Linked DNA regions of Homo sapiens: region 2 is linked to region 1. A link is a loop called in an ENCODE intact Hi-C map of the cell type or tissue named here. Cell type or tissue: upper lobe of right lung. All regions are shown on one strand.

Region 1 (2,500 bases):
TAGAGCTACCCCGAGGGACAGTGTGGGGCGACTGATGGGCACCAAAGGAAAGCCTTCCCGGTGCTCCCTGGGCCCCAGCAGCTGTGGCCCGTGGCCAGCAAGACCTGGTCCCACAGCGATGGGCTTTCTGGTGCAGCCCGGACCACACTCCCATGTCCTAGGACAGCCCTAGAGCGGTCAGTCAGCCTCATCCTTGCCCGTCAGTATGACAGCCTGGGACAGGGGACCAGTTCTGAGGACTTCACCTCATTCATCTTTTTAATGAAAAAGACAACCAACTACAATGTCTCTCTGGACATTGGGTGACAGCTGTGGACAATCACAGAATCTGTGTGCTGGACACAGCCCCTATCACATGGTCCCGAGAGAAAACAGCACACACACAACGGGGTGGCTTCAGGAGGGTTTATTCATGTTGGGGAGGGAGCAGGTGAGCCACAGGGGCGGTGCAAGAGCCCTGTGCCAGTCAGGGCCGGGCTGCAGCCGCCCACAGGACAGACCAGGGAAGGAGAGATTGTCGGAACCCAGAAGGAGGGAGAGGCTGGACTCGGCCAGCTCCAGGCAGCTCACAAAGAAGCCGGGAAAGTAAAGACGAGGCCCTCGCTCTCCCTTCCTCCTCGACCTCCTGCTGGGGGCCCCCGCTGGCCAAAGCCAACCACCAAGTGAGGGGCACGGGGGTGCTGTGGCTGTGGTCCATGCCAGCCGGACTCCTGGGGCCCAGGGAGGGGTGAAGCCAGGTGGTCAGTGGAGCTGGAGGACAGAGAAGACACTGAGGACACCGAGTCCATCGGCCAACACACCTCGCAAGGTGGTGGCACTGGCGGCAGTCACAGCAACACAAGAATGAACCTCCCTGATGACCGTGTCAGGGCCTGGAATACTCTAGGGAAAATGAGGAGGAAAGGACTGAGGAAGAACAAGAAATGAGGGAAAAGAACAAGAAAGCAGGCAGGTGTCGTGAGGAAGCCAGGGCAAAGACGGACACAAGGGGGCGACCGCGAGCACTGCAACCGGCCTGTCCCACAGGGAGGCCTCGGGGCTGCAAACAAGGGAGCCCATGCACGCAACGCCCTGCAGACCACGAGCGCTGCACCTGCCCCACATGGAGGCCTCAGCGCCTGCCCCACACGGAGGCCTCAGCGCCTGCCCCACACGGAGCGCTGCACCTGCGCCTGCCCCACACGGAGGCCTCAGCGCCTGCCCCACACGGAGGCCTCAGCGCCTGCCCCACACGGAGGCCTCAGCATCTGCCCCACACGGAGCGCTGCACCTGCGCCTGCCCCACACGGAGGCCTCAGCGCCTGCCCCACACGGAGGCCTCAGCGCCTGCCCCACACGGAGCGCTGCACCTGCGCCTGCCCCACACGGAGGCCTCGGGGCTACAAACAAGGGAGCCCATGCACGCAACGCCCTGCAGACCACGAGCGCTGCACCTGCCCCACACGGAGGCCTCAGCGCCTGCCCCACACGGAGCGCTGCACCTGCGCCTGCCCCACCCGGAGGCCTCGGGGCTACAAACAAGGGAGCCCATGCACGCAACGCCCTGCAGACCACGAGCGCTGCACCTGCCCCACACGGAGGCCTCAGCGCCTGCCCCACACGGAGGCCTCAGCGCCTGCCCCACACGGAGGCCTCAGCGCCTGCCCCACACGGAGGCCTCAGCGCCTGCCCCACACGGAGGCCTCAGCATCTGCCCCACACGGAGCGCTGCACCTGCGCCTGCCCCACACGGAGGCCTCAGCGCCTGCCCCACACGGAGGCCTCAGCGCCTGCCCCACACGGAGCGCTGCACCTGCGCCTGCCCCACACGGAGGCCTCAGGGCTGCAAACAAGCGAGCCCGTGCGTGGCGCTACAGACCACAAGGGGCACGTGCAGCTCGGCTTCCAGGTGAGGAAGAGACGGATCCTGGATCAGCATCAGTGAGGGGAGAACTAACTAAACACTTCCACGAGGCCTGCCATAAAATCACAGCCCAGTCCCAGTTCCGGGTGCACTGGGCGGGCTGTGCGGACCCCCACCCTGTGTGGACTCACCGTCTCTGCTGCTCCATCAGAGCCTGCTTCTCCTGGAGCTCTCGGAGCGCCGCCGCTCGGCTCTCTTCCAGTCTTTTTGCTCGGATCGCCATTTGGTACGGTGACAAGAGGTCGGGTAAGATGCTCCTGGAGGAGGCTGTCTTCCTTCTAAAATTACAGAGTGTTTTTAGCTGAATGTTTAACAAAACCCTGTGACGGTAATTCATACAACATGTGAAATGTAAAAGGAGGGCCTGTGGATCATCCGCTCATCTGAACAATTAGCACGACTAGAAGCTGCAGTCACCCCAGAGTCCAGTCTTGACTGTTGATTTCAGGACACGTAATGAAGATGTGTGGATGGCAGCAGGACACTGTCCCAACGCGCCCACTGCCAGCCAGCTACTTTCCCGGGACGCTTGACAGTCGGCTTGGGAAATGCACCTGAAGGACGTGCAGCCTCGGCAGCTGCACCCGACCTGCTTGA
Region 2 (2,500 bases), 120 kb after region 1:
CATTCCGAGGCTCCTGGTGGCTGTGTCTTTTGGGGACGCACTCGGGCCTGCTGTGAGGGATCGAGGCGTTTCCACCAGGGTCTCCAGGGAGGCACCATGGCCACTCACCCTGCACTGCCAGTACCTTGCATGGGGCTGGCATATAGGAAGACTTGCAAGCTTTTCTTGAACTGCAGTTGAGCTGAGAATGTTCCAGGACACAGAGCCCAAAGACTCGGGAGACCTGAGTGTAACCCTGCCTCCCCTTGCTCCTCAGGGCAGCTCCTCCCACAGGGCCAGGCCAGGGGCTTGGACTGTGGCTGATGGCTCCACCATCCAGGCAGTTTGTTTCCCAGGTGGGGTAACAGGCTGGAGGCAAGTGGATCTGCTGCTTTGTTCTGGTGGACAGCAGAGCCGTGGGTGTGCGAGGCCAGGCCCTGTCTCGAGGTGGCTCTTCTGTCCCTGCTCCCTGGCTGTGGGTGATGGGATGCGTGTGACGGGGAGAGCAGGCTTGGGTCACAGGGCCAAGGGGCTGGTCCCAGATGGAGCCCAGGCCACATGCTTGGGAAAGCGGGTGGTCCTGGGTGAGCCTGTCTGGCAGGAGGGTGAGGTCCTGTCTGGAGTAGACACCCGGTCTGTGTCCGCCGCACATGTGACAGGGCCCAGAGGGCACGGGAAGCCCAGGTGCCCTGTCCCCTGGTGAGTGGGCTGTGGGGGTTGAGCACCCCAAGGGAAGGCGTGTTCTTCCAGAGATTCCCCCGTAAGAGCTGAGCTGCATCGTGAGCAGGAGGGGCAGAGGGAGCCTGGAGAGGGTTGGGTCGCCTGGGCAGGCAGCTTTCTGGGGTGGTGCACAAGCGACAGAAAGCCTGAGGCTTGGGACCGGCTGAAGACGGCCTTGGGCTGCGGGTGCTGGCGCCGCTCCAGGCAGAGGTGGGCTCTGCAGCCCCCCCCCCCCCGCCAGCTTCCCCCCCAGCAGCAAGAGCCCTGGCCCCAGCCAGTGGCCCCAAGCCAGGCTCCTGAGGGGCAGAGGGTGAGGGCCGGATTTTCCACCATATTTGTCTCACAGCCTGTCTGGTCCCAGCCCCAGGGCAACAAACAGCCTTTCTGGAGCAGTTTCCAGACCTGCAGTGGCCGCCTTGAGCCTGCAGTGACCGTCTGCAGGAGGCCGCGGGTGCTGGGGCTGGCGCAGGAAAGCACCGTTGCTTCTGCGCCTGTGCAGAGTGAGGCTGGGGCTTCCATCCCGGGCACGGGACTCCTCGGCCTCCTGCGGCCGTGTGCATGGGAGGAAGGCCGTGCTGCCGAGCCACGCGACTCTGCCCCGTTGGCAGTGGGAAGCGGCAGGAGGGGGTCCTGCCAGGGGCAGCCAGGGGCTGCTGCAGCTTACGCTCACTGTCATTCTGAAACCCTCAACTGGCTTTCAAAATAACAATTTAAAAAATGGTCATAGGAAATGCAGGAAGTTCAGGAGAAATCCCGCCCCGCCCCGCCCTCCCAAGGCGGCCTCGTTCAAGCTTAGTCTCCGTCTGTTCTCGGGCTGCCTGCAGCTGCCCCCGCTCCTCAGCAGGTGTGGCCGCGTGTTCAGGAGCCCCCATCAGCACACGCGCCTCTGGGCAGCCCCCAACACAAGGCTCTTCCTGTCCCTTCAGGCTCAGCTTTCCCCTCCCACCGGGCAGGGAGGTGCTGAGGCCACGCCTGTTGTCAGCTTCCTGGAGAGGCCATACTTAGAGCCCATGGTGCCAGGCCAAGCCACTGTCTCCCGCACCACAGTGCTGCAGCCGGATCCACCCAGGCCACCGCTTGGCACCATCAGACATGCTTTCTTAGTTTGGGCCAGCCCGGTGCTCTGTGCACAGTGTGACTCCCAGTGGCCCCTTGCGGGAGGGAGGGTCACCGCTTTGCTTCACAAAAGGACTGAGTCTCAGGGAGGGGTCTCCAGTAAGGGCCCCGGAGCCAGGATGTGACTGAGACAGGTGCCTCCAGGGCCACACACTAACCAGTACAGGAACCTCTGGGGGCAGAATCATGGCCTCCAAAACACCCACATCCAAATCCCAGAACAAACATGTTACCATTCGTGGCAGAGAGGAATGAAGATTGCAGATTGAATTAAGGTTGTTAATCATCTGACTTAATTTTTTTAGAGACAGGGTCTCGCCCTGTCACCCAGGCTGAGTTCAGTGGTACAGTCGTGGCTCACTGCAGCCTCAACCTCTCAGGCTCAAGCAATCCTCCCTTCTCAGTCTCCTGAGTAGCTGGGACTACGGGTGTGTGCCACCACGCTTTCCGGGCATGCAGCCAGGAGCCCAGGGCCATCTGTGGCCCACCTTGAGATCCAGAATCATCCATTTCCTCCAGGCCCCCTGCTGGGCTCCAACTCCTTGAGGACCAGAGAGCAGAGGTTGTGGAAGGCCTTGGAAACGGGTCTGGATTACCTGTCCTGGGAAGGTCTCTCCCAACCTGAGTGTCAGACAGGGGTTAGCTCTGCTGCTCACAATTTTGTGCCTTAATTCCTGGCTTCCCT

The links. Hi-C counts contacts between places; a loop is a spot of excess contacts. Peaks named below come from ENCODE experiments on the same cell type or tissue, not always from the same donor. Only the 100,000 strongest peaks of a DNase experiment are listed, where the experiment ranks them.
Region 2: a loop joins it to region 1, with 5 times the contacts of the local background. A loop is called at or near these places in 103 of 110 quality-filtered maps.

Annotation. Positions count from the first base shown.
Region 1 is chr10:132,351,288-132,353,787 of GRCh38, reverse strand. It overlaps LRRC27 (leucine rich repeat containing 27), which reads right to left. Exons shown (of 11, transcript NM_030626.3): 7 at 2,035-2,181. Among named protein-coding and RNA genes, the nearest start is that of LRRC27, 20 kb to the right of the region's middle. RefSeq lists an enhancer at 143-1,105. In upper lobe of right lung, a CTCF peak has its summit at 972 (motif pointing right); DNase peaks (open chromatin) are centred at 607 and 1,007.
Region 2 is chr10:132,229,115-132,231,614 of GRCh38, reverse strand. All of the region lies in intron 2 of STK32C (serine/threonine kinase 32C), which reads left to right. Among named protein-coding and RNA genes, the nearest start is that of DPYSL4, 43 kb to the right of the region's middle. RefSeq lists an enhancer at 1,283-1,362. In upper lobe of right lung, no CTCF peak of the experiment used is centred here; DNase peaks (open chromatin) are centred at 1,221 and 1,637; H3K4me3 peaks cover 704 bases; H3K27ac peaks cover 1,032 bases.